2 separate regions of the Homo sapiens genome follow, and region 1 is linked to region 2. The links are chromatin contacts, found by Hi-C or POLR2A ChIA-PET in ENCODE. All regions are on one chromosome and are shown on one strand. The core of a region is the stretch at or near the end of the contact, and the rest is flanking DNA. Distances in the headings are between cores, read along the strand shown. Region 1 overlaps CAV2-DT (CAV2 divergent transcript). Region 2 overlaps CAV2-DT (CAV2 divergent transcript).

Region 1 (7,227 bases), core at 4,484-6,983, 39 kb before region 2:
AGTCTATAAACAGCAAAACTCCCCCCCAGAAGAAAACCAAATTAAAGACACTCTCAGAAAAAAATAGAAAACATTTGTTTTCAGCAGACCTAAGTCAGAAGAAATGTTAAAGGAAGTTCTTCATGTAGAGAGGAAATCATATCAGTTAGAAATTTGCATGAACACAATGAAATGAAGAGCACTGGCAACACTAAATATATGCTTAAATATGGGGATATTTGGCCTTAATTTTTAGTATCTTTAAAAAGCATTTGATTGCTTAAAGTAAAAATAGTGATGTGCTTTGGTAGTTTATAAGACATGTAGAAGTAAAATATAAATGACAGCAACGACGCAAAGGAGAGGAAGGAGAAGCAAAATACAAATGGCCAATAAGCACAAGAAAAGATGCTCAACATCATTAATCATCAGAGAAATACAAATTAAAACCATTATGAAATACAACTTCAAACCTTTTAGGTTACCTAAATTTATACGACCAACCATACTAAGTGTTGGCCAGGATGTAGAACCATTGGAACTATCATACATTGATTTTGGCAGGATACATGTACAATCACTTTGGAAAACAGTTTGACAGTTTATTATAAGGTTGACATACCCTTTACATATGATTTAGTAATTCTCCTCCTAGATTTTTATCCAAGAGAAATGAAAAGTTAACAGGCTCTGATGCATGAATGTTCATAGCAACCTTATTCACAATTGCCAGAAATGGAAATAACCCAGGTGTTCATCAAATGGTGGTGGATAAACAAATAATGGTACATTTATAACATAGAGTGTTACTCAACAATAAAACAGAACAATGTACTGGTAAATGCAACACCATAGATGAATCTCTAAAGTATTACGCTGAGTAAAAGTAACCAGATTCTGAACAGTACATACTGTATGATTACATTTATAAGAAACTAATCTAAAGTGACAGAGTGAAGGTCAATGTTTGCCTGGGAACAGGCTGGAAAGGGGGACAGCTCACTGATTTAGAAAGGACACAAAGAGCTTCAGAGGTGATGGGCGTATAGTATATCTTGACTGTAGTGGTGGTTACATAGTATATACATTTGCAAAAACTCATTGAAATGTACAGTTAACATGAGTGTAGTTTACATGTGAAAATTACACTTCAATAAAGTTGATTAAAATATGTCATCAATAAAACAAAAGGGAACATAATGTACTGCTACTTGGCTGATGAATGGAAACATTTTGAAGAGTTCGATGGTAGGCTTAGCCAGGGGTGCTTTAGGTGCTTGCTTACTGCAAGAAACAGGATACAAAAATATGTAATTATGGCAGGAAGGTAATTGTGTTCATTCACTAAGTTGGATCCTTAATCTCATATATCCTATTACCACTTGTTTCTGGTTTGAAACAAAAGCATCCTCCAGTTAGCTGGGCATCATCATTCTTGCTCATCTTAGAAAACACTTCAGTCTTTTGTCATCTGTTTATTGCACTCACCTGAATTAAAACAATCATTCTGTGAAGTAAAAATAACATGTGAACATAAACATAGCTATAGTGGAATGATTAAGTAATAGAGCAGTAAATACCTGGAAGTTACTGTGCCCAATATCTGAGGCCAAGGAAGTGGAATGGCTGCCCAAAGTCACAAAACTAGTTAGAGGCAAAGCCTTTATTTTTACACTGATTTTTTTTTCTTTTAATTGGTAATGCATTTAAAAATGTAATTCCTCCTCCTTGTTTCTTGTACTCTGTCCTTCTCTGTCCTGTCCCTATGTCTCCCTAGATGGGCTTCTGCCTTTCTTATGCTCATCTTTCCGGTTCACATGTCTCTGCCTTGACTTTCATCACCCCCTCATCTGAAATGTCCTTTGGATTCTCAGCAAATGCAGCTGGTGAAGAAAAGTTGTCATGTTGTACACCAATGTGTTTTTATTTCTTATATGTCTTACTTGAGGTCTTACAACAACTTACATTAATGTACATAATGAAATATACTCACCTAAATCATGTTTAACTCAACCTTTGTGACGACCAGTCTCTTTCAACACTTTCTGAGAATCTGTCTGCTTTAAGAAGGTTTTTCTAATCCATAGTTAATGTCTCCTTATACCCTTAGTAGCTATTTTGTAATTTATTATTTTTTTGAATTAGGTTTTCATAGGCACTATGTCACAAACCATATATAAAATAATGCCTTTAGCGAATTTATTATTTAATGTCTAAGGGCACTCCTCTTGTAAGACAGAATTATTTGTTTTGATCTGAGATGTATGAAGGATGATTATAGGCATTGCTCTATGACTGTAAAAAAAATGCACTGAGGCTGGGCATGGTAGCTCGACGCCTGTAATCTCAGCACTTTGGAAGGCTGAGGTGGGCGGATGACTTGAAGCCAGGAGTTTGAGACCAGTCTGGCCAACACAATGAAACCCCGTCCCTACTAAAAATAGAAAAAATTAGCTGGACATGGTCACATGCCTATAATCTCAGTTACTTGGGAGGCTAAGCCATGAGAATCACTTGAATCTGGGAGGCAGAGGTTGCAGTGAGCCGAGATCAGGCCACTGCATTCCAGCCTGGGTGACAGAGTGAGATGCTTTCTCAAAATAAAATACAATTTTAAAAAAGAAAAATGCATTGAATTTCTATAGCCATGTTTGAATTACAAAATTGATTTGCTTATCAAGGACTAATCTTCAGTCAATAATTTTATGAAAAAGAATTTTCCAGTAAAACACAAAATCTCATTTAACAAGTTACTTTTATAATACATTAGAAGCCAGACCCTAATTAGAATACATTTTTCTCCTTTAGATGTCCTTGGTATGCAAATTAAATTAGAATTCCTAGGACTTATATAGACGTGTCTCATCTCCTATGAGACAGCACGTCTTTTATTTCTTTTGTATTATCTTACTTAGGAAGGAAGGAAGGAAGGAAGCAAGGAAGGAAGGAAGGAAGGAAATGACAGCTCTATACCCCAACATTTTCTGTGTAGCATTTTTATAAGTAGAAAAAAAATCCAAATTGAGAAGCATGGGTCAGCAAAAGATCTGGATAAAGTACTCATGTTAATTTAACCAAAAATGCTCTTTACTTTTACTCTCAAAATGTGTTGTGCATTGCTTTAATTCAGAAAATTCAGAAAGAAACAACAGAAAGGGCATGTAAAGAAGTTTAGTAAGTGCCTTTTCTAGCTACTGTCTATACTCTCTCGATACTCTTCTGAACACTGGTAGATGAGATCCAAGATTCTTACACTAGTGAATGCAGTGCTACATATAGCCTTGTTCAAATTACTATTCATCATGAGTTTTTCCTCTATGTAACTGGCAACTTAATCTTACCTGTAGTATGGGATACATTATAGTTGGATTGAATATTGGTCAAATCCCTCACTTTCCCCCAGGAATTCATTTCCTCTCCTATATCTCAAGTGAATTGCACTCCTGGCCACACTGTTGCCATGCTGGAAACCTTTCTTCTCCTTTTCCTCACTCCTCAGACAGGTGGCAAGATGGTGATGGTGAAAGCAGGTCTGCAAACCTTCCCAGCCACCTCTCTCCCACCCAACCATAATCTACCTTGGGAGGAGGGCTCTCTTTTTGTCTTACTCACCTACCATGCTTTTGTTGTGATACTGTTAACAGCATAACAGATGAACACGCTGGATCCGGAAGCCTGAAAGTCTAAATTTCTTTTCATGACAAAAATAAAAAAAAGATGCTACAAGTGAGGAGCAAAATTAGCAAGGGCCTGTGAGGTTAGAGAGAAATAGAAGGAAAGATTTAAGCTGCTGCTGTGAGGAGCAGACCTAGGAAAAAGGAAGACATATGGGCTGGGCGCGATGGCTTATGCCTGTAATCCCAGCACTTCAGGAGGCTGAGGCGGGAGGATTGCTTGATGCCAGGAGTTCAAGGCCAGCTGGGCAACTTAGCAAGATCTCTTCTCTACAAAATAATTATTTTTAAAAAAGGGACGTACGTTATGTAAAAAAGATACATGCACATGCATGTCTATAGCAGCACAATTCGCAATTGCAAAGATATAGAACGAACCTAAGCGCCCATCAACCAATGAGTGGGTAAAGAAAATGTGGGTATATACACCGTGGAATACTACTCAGCCATAAAAAGGAATGAAATAATGTCTTTTGCAGCAACTTGGATGGAACTAGAGGCCATTATTCTAAGTGAAGTAACTCAGGAATGGAAAACCAAATATCGTATGTTCTCACTTATAAGTGGGAGCTAATCTGTGAGGACATAAAGGCATAAGAATGCTATAATGGACTTTGGGGACTTGGGGCGAAGGGTGGGAGGGAGGTGAGGAAAAAAAGACTACATATTGAGTACAGTGTACACTGCTTGGGTGACGGGTGCACCAAAATTTCAGAAATCACCACAAAATAACTTATTCATGTAACCGAAAACTACCTGTACCCCCAAAATGATTGAAACAAAAACATGAAAAAGGGACATGTACTCAAGGACAGTTTTAGGAAAATTTCATATGTAATATGTTATGCAAACACCACTTCAGTGACCCACAGAAATCCTCAGTAAGGCCTAATTTATGTTTTTTTATATGTCTTCCATTTAAAAAAGTATTTTCTTATCAATGTTTTTCTCCTTTTCTGAATTTTAACTAATAGACTTCTTTTTATATCAGTTTTAGGTTTGTAGAAAAATGAGTTGAAAGTAAAGAGATTTCCTATATTACCCTCTCATCTCAGTTTTCCCTGTTCCTGAGACATTGTATTAGTTGTACATTTGTTTCAGTTGATAAGCCAATATTAATATATTATCACTAAAATCCATAGTTTACATTAGATTTTACTTATTGTGGCTTTTGACAGATGCATAAGGGCACATATCTACCATTACAGTATCATACAGAATAATTTCATTGCCCTAATAATCTCTATGCTCTGCCTATTCATCCTTCCCTTCCCTTAAACTCCTGGCAACCCCTGATCTTTTTCCTGTCTCCATAGTTTTGCCTTTTCCAAAATACCATGTTAAACATCTGAGAAACATGAACTGGAAAACAAATTAAGTGAAAACAGTTATCTGTCTCTAAGCCAAAGATGACAGATGGATCCTGGAGGAAGTGAAGTGCAATGATTCTTATCCTTCCAATCTAGGTTTGCCCTACAACCAAATGAATATTTTTTTTTGCAAGTTATACCAAATAGTAAGCAATCTCCTCTCTCTGTCTCTCTCTCTCTCTCTCTCTCTCTCTCTCTCTCTCTCTCTCACACACACACACACACACATTAAATATTTTCTAGTATTTATATAGCATTTATACTTATAGATGTTATCTTAAACTTATTTTTGTTTTGTATGTGGTGTTAGTGTCAAATAATAATTGAACGTGACTTTCTTCTCTCCATTTTTCCTAAGTGGTTGAAATGATGGCTCACTGAACAATTACATTCTGATAAAATATTTATGGTTTTCTCTATTTTTCCTGCAGAGAGGAAAATATATTCCTGTGTGAGTATAATAATTTTATTCAGATGTATGTATTTAATACTTTTTCAAAATTTAGGAAGATTGGCAATTTCGAGTGCTGGTGGGGGTCTTTCTTCAAACGTCCATTGGGAAGAAAGTTCTACTTTTTTAAGGCATTTGGGTCAGTTCCTTCCCTCTAGACTTAGGGAATTAGTGACTAAAGATGGTTATTGTGGAAAAAGAAGATAAGAAAGGATGAGTCACTTGGTAGGCTTTTGACTCAGCATTTTTAGTTCATAGGTGATGTCCTAAGGCCTGAAAGCTTACTATAAATGAATAACTCAACTGACACATCTTTGGCTAATTTGAAATCTCTGGGCTTTTTAAGGTTACAATATCACCTTAGAAAATATTAGCATATGGTTGTAGCTAGTAGTTATTCCATGAAAATTATATTTTTCTGTTTTATACCTAAAAATGTTCCACATGTAAGAAATTGTTATATTTTTGCTTGGCATATCTTCTTTGTTGTTAAACTTTAAAAATATAATAAAAATTCATGAGCTATTTTTTCATTAAGGCAATCTTATATTTTAATCATGCATTTCATAGGAAACTTTTACAACTATTTTTAGAGCATTAATTATGCATTATGAAACTATCCTAAAATAAGGGTAAAACAATAGAGATGTTACTTACAATTCCTTTTATCCACAAAAAGAATAAGTTTTGGTAATTTGAGAACTTTGAAATGAAATCTTCATTTTCGGATAATGCTTAAGGCAGTATTAAGCAGAGGGCCAACTGCTTGAATTCAAAATTGAAGGGGAGTGAGAATTAAATTGTTCTGCATGAGAAATGCTGAGAGATACAGAAAGGAGTGAAAAAAAAGAGACCAGCAGAGAGATGGAGTGGTTGCTGGGAGAAATGAGTGGAGAGAGAGGGAAGATAGGTGATTGGGGGAGGAGAAGGGGGTTTGAGACTGTGAGAGGAACTAGCTGCTGAGAGTCCGAAGAGCCTGGGAAGAGGTAAGTCTAATGAGTAACATTTGAGTGAAGTGCTGGGCAATTCTGTGTCTCTTTATAAAATATTCCCTAAATGTACATTGGAATATAAAGTTTTTAAACATGTCAGGTTGGTTTGTGAAGCAGTGAAGAAGAGGACATGAAGAAAAGCTGTGTTATATAAGTAAAAATAATGCATAAATCTAGAAGTCTCCACAGTGTTCCCAGTTTTAATGAGGATGAAGAGCTATTTAAAATACTTAAAATATCTATAATGACATGAGGTGTTGTCATACATGCCATACTCTCTGATTCCTTGATTTGTTTAGCAAATGATTTAGAAAGACTAGCACATGATAACATAACTTTGGGGTTCAATATGAGTGAGTATGGAACATGACAAGTAATTATGAATCATTAATATGGAAATTTCTTCAACATCATTTAAGGGGCAGCATATTTTATAGCTCCTACTCTAGCAGGAATTATGCTTATTAAATGAGAAAATGAGATTGAATTTACAGAAGTGTCCATAGAACATGAACATGACTCAGAACTATTCTGTTGTATGAATATGCCATCATTTGTTTATCCATTCAAATATTGATATAACTTACTGAATAACGTGGGTTATTTCCAGTTTTGGGTTATGATGAATATAATTCCTATGAATCCTTACGTACAAATCCTTTTGCAGATACATGTTTTCATTTTTCTTGCGTAAAACAGGGGAAAGAATTGTTAGGTTATATGATGAATAGATGTTTAACTTCACATGAAAATGAAGAAAA
Region 2 (6,888 bases), core at 1,304-3,803:
CGAGTTAATGGGTGCAGCACACCAGCATGGCACATGTATACATATGTAACTAACCTGCACATTGTGCACATGTACCCTAAAACTTAAAGTATAATAATAATAATAATAAAATATTTTTAACATAATACATTAAATAAAAAAATTAACAATTAAAATACAACTAAAATATCTTTTTATGGAAACTTTAAAAGACTTATTTAGAAAACTGTTGGCTAAAGAGTAAATAAAAATGAATAATAAATATTATAAGTGAACAATGAGAAAACAGTACATTACAATATGTGAAATGTGGCCAAAGCTGTAGGCAGAGGGAAAATTTTAGCCTTAAGTGCATTTGTTAGAAAAGAGAATATATTGGGGGAAAAAACGCTAAGCATTCATACCAAATGTGTAGGAGGAAAAGAAAAAACTTGAATTGTTAAGAATAAAAAGTAGGAGAAAGTGGAAACTTAGTAAATGTACAAATTGTTTTTGGTAAAATACAGAATCTGTGGATTGGTCAAGATAAAAAAGACAGTACAAGTACATAGTATAATATTAGAAATAAGAAAATGAACACAACTAAAGGTAGAGGGAAGGTTTTAGAAAGAGAAAATAATAGCAAATACAACTTTGTACTATTTTATCTGTAACTTGTATAAACTGTGTAGGCAAAAATAAATAATCTAATTGAGTACATCTTGTTGTTCAAATAATGTTTGCCTAGGGCCACTGGTGACCATCTTTCTGGACACCTGGAGGAATCTTCTTATTTGCAGTAGAAGAGAATAATGCTGCACCCAAAGAGAAGCAAAGCTAAGAGATATTGTTGAAATAGAGATGACAGGAGAGAGAAACAGAGAAAGAGTGAGCCCTGGCCAGAACCACTCTGTTTGGTTCTCCGGTATGGTTCTTGGAGTTGTATTAGAGAACACAAACTAAAGAACATAGCAAAAAAATGGCTTCTGGAAACTCTCATGCTTGATGTCTAGAAGAATACCTTTATAGAAGAATATAATACAATAAAAGGTATTAAGTCCCCACATGACAAATGGCCAATGCATTCTTTCAAGGAAATAGTGCATCATGCCCATATCTTGTTTCCTACATTTCATTTATTTGTTTCTGAAACATCTCGGACAAGACAAATATTCTGCAAATGTTCATGAGAGTACTTATTTCTGGAATTGTACTTTTTTTCTTCAACTATTAAACTCCTTAAAGTAGGGAATTAATGCCTATACACCGAAATAGAAAAGTGATTAACTTTAATGGAACCACATGTTGCTAAGGATGGAAATAGATTTGATTGACTTTGGGCTTTAACAAAGGAATTTTAGTCATAGTCTTCAGCATTCTCTTTTTTTTTAAACCATGACCCAGGAAAAATCTTCCCAAGGACTGTATTTCATCATACAGAACAGAAAATGGTTAATGCAGGTGCACGAAAGTAATTTTCAAATCTATTTATAAATGAAACATGGATATGTGTGGTGCTTTGCAGAGGGAGAAGAACAAGAACTTCTAAAAAACCTATATATAGTCTCTGTCTTAAATAGGTACCTTTTAGGCAGTAGTTTCTCATCACTGTTTGACTTAGAAGTTTTGTGAGAAATGTCGTATCCAATTTCAACATAACATTGGAAAAAGACTTATTTTAAGTCTGATCCTTTGGTTCAGGTGCTGCCAGGAAAACAATTTAATATGAAAAGACCCTCCTTCATATGTCTGAAAAACAAGCACAAGAAAGAAGCCCGAAAAAAAAATCAGATTACATTAAAAATCATTAGGAAGTAACTCTAATTTGGGGGGGGGTTCAAACCAGGTTTCTTTTACATAGAATTTATACAGGAAAAAAAATCACCATCATACTGATCGTATATGTAAAACTAAGGCTTCTATTCTCCCCCATCATTTCATTAGCTACACGAGTTTGAATAATGGATTAAATATGAAGATCTCAAAAGAGAAAAGTATCTAAAATTGAGTTTAAATCAAAATTAAACATCCAAATTGACACCTCAAGTCCAACAGGTCCAGCTGACCCTAGGGAGATGAGACAGCAAGTGTAGGGGATTCAGTCATGAAGAAGGAACAGCATTGGAGATAGTCTTGAGGACAGTTCATCCTAAATGCTGCCGTTTCTATGCCAGAAGACTCCTTACCTTTCTTTTTCTTTTATTCCTATGGATGATTCTTTCTTTTTCTGAGGGCTCCACTCTTAAATATTTGTTCTTTTGGTCCTAGATATTTTTTTCTTATCTATGACTTGGCTTCATTTATCAGGTCCAAATGTTGACCTCTGCCGTGGATGGCAACTTCATGCCACATTTTCAGTGTAGTGCCCCATCTGTATTTATTTACTTTATAATAGAGTGTTGGCAATCTCCTGGAATGCTGTTTTCAACTTATCTTTATGATTATACTCCTGAGATAATACAACTCACAGCTACACTGAGTCCATTAAAGTTATGGTGACATTGGCTTTAAGCCCAGCTAGAAAAAAAAAAAAATATGCCTTGACTTCCAGTGAGTGGAATTTCTGAGTCACACATCCTCGCCCTAGTGTCATATGCAGATGCATCCTCAGAAGACCTGAGCAATTCTGAAGAGGTATTTCCATGTCTTAGTCAAGGATCTCCAAAACAATTAGCTAATTATTTAATTTATTCAAAACATGTTTTTTATCTTCATGTGGTGTCATAAAATTTTCATTCCAGGAGACCTTGCTTGATATATTTATTACATAATTTTCTAATGAAGACAAAAGGTCCATAAGGGACTATGATCCAGGATTTTCATTTCTTTTCCCTGAGGAGCCAGGTACTAACTCTTGATCATAATTTGAGAAAAGCAAGGTTATTCTACACACTTCTCACACACCGTTGGTGGAAATGTACAATAATCACTTTGGAAAATAACTTGGCAGCTTGTAAATCGTTGACCATAGACTTGCTATATGATCCAGTCATTCTATTCCTAGATATACCACATATTCAGACCAAAACTTACAGCTGCTCTACTTTAAAAGTCAAAACCTGGAAACAACCCACATATTCATCAACTGGTGGATGGATAAAACAAACTGTGACATATTCCCACAATGAAATACTATACAACAATAAAAGTGAACCATTGATACATACTGCAACACAGATGAATCTTAAATATTTATGCTGAGTGAAAGAAGCCAGAAGGAAAAGAGTATATACTACATGATGTCATTCATATAAACATCTGTGACATGAAACCTAATATGCAGTCTCAGAAAGCCGATCAGTAGTTCCTGGGGAAGGGGTGGGGAGTGGGACATAAATATAACAAAGATAAAGGAAAACTTTAGGAAGTATAGAAATGTCTATTATTTTGAGTAGGTAATGTTTTCACAGAGTAAACATGTCAAAAATTTCCAAACTTTATACTTTAAGTATGTATAATTTATTGTATATCAGTACTATCTTAATAAAGCTGTAAAACAAAACTTTGTTCCTAATGAATGGTTACCTCAAAAATGCCAGACTAAATTCCATAAATGAGAGTACAGACCTATTTTCTCTATATGCAAACTTGCAATCCCTTAATTGATGTAGAAAGACAGTATTTGTTGAGAATATAGTCTTTGCTCACAATTCTTTTTTTAAAAAGTGAAAGAGTCTCTTAAAGTGCACTGAGCTTGGTACATTAGTCACTTTCATATAAAATTATAAGTAAAGGTCTTTTCCACGTGGGTTGTGTGGGGAGGGAGTCAGGATGAGAGAATGTGCCTTCTGCTCGTTTTTTTTTTGTTGTTGTTGTTGTTTCTCATTTTTCAAAAGGCAATTTAGACAGATTTGACATTTTCTTAAAAGACAGCAGATATATTGAAGTGGCTACAAATGGGGGGTTTAGGCTGGGCATGGCGGCTCATGCCTGTAATCCCAGCACTTTGGGAGGCCTAGGTGGATGGATCACCTGAGGTCAGGAGTTCAAGACCAGCCTGGCCAATATGGCAAAACCCCGTCTCTACTAAAAATACAAAAATTAGCCGGCCATGATGGTGTGCACCTGCAATCCCAGCTACTCAGGAGGTTGAGGAAGGAGAATCGCTTGAACCTAGAAGGCGGAGGTTGCAGAGTGAAGATCGTGACACTGCACTCCAGCCTGGGTGACAGAGTGAGACTCTCTCTCAAAAAAAAAAAAAAAAAAAAAGGCTGGGCACAGTGGCTCACACCTGTAATCCCAACACTTTGGGAGGCAGAGTCGAGTGGATCACAAGGTCAGGTGTTCGAGACCAGCCTGAGCAACATGGTGAAACCCCGCTTCTACTAAAAATACAAAAATTAGCCAGGCATGGTGGCGTGTATGACTGTAGTACCAGCTACTTGGGATGCTGAGGCAGGAGCATCACTTGAACCCAGGAGGCAGAGGTTGCAGTGAGCCGAGATCTCACCACTGCATTCCAGCCTGGGCGACAGAGTGAGACTCTGTCTCAAAAAAAAAAAAAAAAAAAAAGAGTGTGGGTTTTAGAGTTAGCCTCTTCTAGCTCAGATCCAGCTCTGCTCACCTTTGGTCAGTGAATTAATCTCTCTAAGCTTTAATTTCCCCATCTTAGAGATGCGGATAATAGAAAAACATATCTCATAAAGTTGTTTTACTGACCAAATAAGATAATGCATAAGAAACCTTTAGCATAGTGCCAGGCATAACACACAAAATGTCAACTATTATGCAAAATCCTTGACAAGTTCCCAACTATTATGCAAAATCCTTGACTAAGTTTCCCTGTGGGGAAAACTAGAACTGAGCAGCCTGAAATGGTAGGGGGCAAAGAAGGAGGCTAGTGGAGACCACTATAAAATTATACTTTGGCACATTTCCTTTGTTTGGAGAAATAACACTACACTGCTGGTGTAAACCAGAGAAATAAACATGGAGGGAAGCTGTGATGCAAAAAATAATAAAGGGACTTAGCTAACACTCTGTGCAAATACATAAACAATCTGAGAAAAAGACATTGGAAATACCATTCTCTGTGCCACCAGAGTACTACTTTCAACTGAAGTGCACTTTTTTGGGGGCGGTGGGGAGTAGTTTGTATTTTGATAATAGATGCAGTTGGTGGAGAGAAAAGGGGATGCATAAGGTGCTTAACTCCTGTCTAGTCCCTGGTTCTACTAACTGCCCATCCAATGACAGACCGAGTAGGATCTGATAGAAAAGGGAGCAGCCAGTTTCACGGGCCGGTGTGTAGTCAATGCCTGAATTCTTTCTGCATTTATGTTGTTTCTTTCCATTTCCTGTGCTCAGCTACCTTTGATTGCTTGATATGCTACCCACACACTCTTGAGTTAAACTTCTTGTATTAATACACAAGTGTTTTCTTCATGAAGCTGTGTCTCATGAAAACTTTAAAAGGTGAGGCTGGATTCCTTGCATTTCTTTTGTCTACACCCTGATTTCTTTGGCACAGCAACAGCTCTTAGGTTTTGGACATTAAAACATATGCTAATAATCATTGATTGAACTAATCTAGCACATATACCAAAAGGTAGCTGATTTCTCTGTGATGGAATGCTAATGAATAAATATGGGAAATGTCTACCACCTTCAATCCTCTTATTAAATATGTTTTGATGGTTATACTTACGGTCATAGTCATTGTTATCGATTGACAGTTACTCTCATTGTCATAGGGAAAGCTCAACTGATAGTTTTCTTTGTTTGATTTTTCAATTCTTCCTCTTCACTCTACCCCCATTTCAAATTTACATTGTTTAATAATTAAGTTGATTTAGTTTGAGATTTTATTTTGGAAAATTTCATGACACCTCTCTAGATCCTTTGCTCTTTAGGTGTCATTTTGGGTAACATTATTTATTCCCTGCTGATGGTACATTTCTTATCTGCCTATGTCACTGTTGAATGTGAACAGTTCAGTTTAGCTTTCTTGTTTGAACATGGTGATTATATTCTTTTCATGGGTACCTATAAATGTGCCAGGCACTGGGGGAGTTATGTTAGCTTTTGAAATCTTTTTTCTTTGCAAATGTCTTTTTTATTTGCCCATATTCTTTCTGTGAGTTTGTATGTTCTCCACAGCTGCATCTGCTGTGGAGAACATTTGTTTTTAACATGGTTATTTGTTGCCAGGGATAATAGGCATCCTAGTTGCACTCTGCCCAAATCTCTGGGAATGATCAATCAGGCAATCCTACTGATAGGCTGCAGAAATGGTTTGTGGAAAGAAACACAAATGAATTGGGCAATTAGAATCAGCTGGGGAGTGTATTTAAAAAATAGTTTTATTTGGCCTCATATGGCTTGTGGCTTGAGGCATATTAGCAGTTTTTGCTGAAAGCACACTGGAAGACCAAACAAGAACCAGAATTTTTACCAGATATATTTGTAATTGCATATATAATTTAATTTGTTCAGTTAATTTGTATGTAAACTAATTATGAATGTTAACTGTAGTAAAATATACTATCCCCATTCCCCATCATTTGGTAGACTAGAATGTAAACTTATTAGTAACATATAACAATAATCCTATATTACGCTACAGGGCAGCAATGTTTACAAGAGAAAGATCTGTTTTACACGTCACCCTAAGGTCCCCTGCAGGTATATGCAGGACCTGCAAAATATAATTCTACTCCTTTAAGAGAGATCCAAAAACGTAGGAGGAGAGCAGGGGGAGTAATCCAGGCATTGATGCTACTCAGAGAATGACTATTACATGAGTAGATACATGTTTAATGTGATTAACACCTTCATTTGCACGTATATTATACTAACAGAGTCTCTTTCTCTTTAATCTATTTTACTGAAGATCAGGAGTGGGATTAGGGTCAGGCAGATGAAAAAGACAACCAAGTCTTGCCACATAATCAAGATACACAAAATATCTTCATTCAAGATGGTGAGGAA

The links. Hi-C counts contacts between places; a loop is a spot of excess contacts on that map. ChIA-PET counts read pairs that join two places held with the same protein, here RNA polymerase II (POLR2A).
Region 1: a loop to region 2 is called in a map of endothelial cell of umbilical vein, with 6 times the contacts of the local background. The contact joins two enhancer-like sites. A Hi-C loop is called at or near these places in 2 of 168 maps with a recorded cell type or tissue (endothelial cell of hepatic sinusoid and endothelial cell of umbilical vein). POLR2A ChIA-PET finds 5 or more read pairs at or near these places in 5 of 52 experiments (MCF 10A, PC-9, Panc1 and 2 more).

What each region holds. Positions count from the first base shown.
Region 1 is chr7:116,464,422-116,471,648 of GRCh38, reverse strand. The region is part of intron 1 of CAV2-DT (CAV2 divergent transcript); the gene reads left to right. Among named protein-coding and RNA genes, the nearest start is that of CAV2-DT, 31 kb to the left of the region's middle. Within about 2 kb of position 5,733, at least 7 of the 41 ENCODE cell types and tissues checked have a DNase peak (open chromatin) inside an H3K27ac peak, as active enhancers do; they include PC-9, Panc1 and endothelial cell of umbilical vein, where a contact is called at or near this core.
Region 2 is chr7:116,422,141-116,429,028 of GRCh38, reverse strand. All of the region lies in intron 1 of CAV2-DT (CAV2 divergent transcript), which reads left to right. Among named protein-coding and RNA genes, the nearest start is that of CAV2-DT, 74 kb to the left of the region's middle. Within about 2 kb of position 2,553, at least 6 of the 41 ENCODE cell types and tissues checked have a DNase peak (open chromatin) inside an H3K27ac peak, as active enhancers do; they include PC-9, Panc1 and endothelial cell of umbilical vein, where a contact is called at or near this core.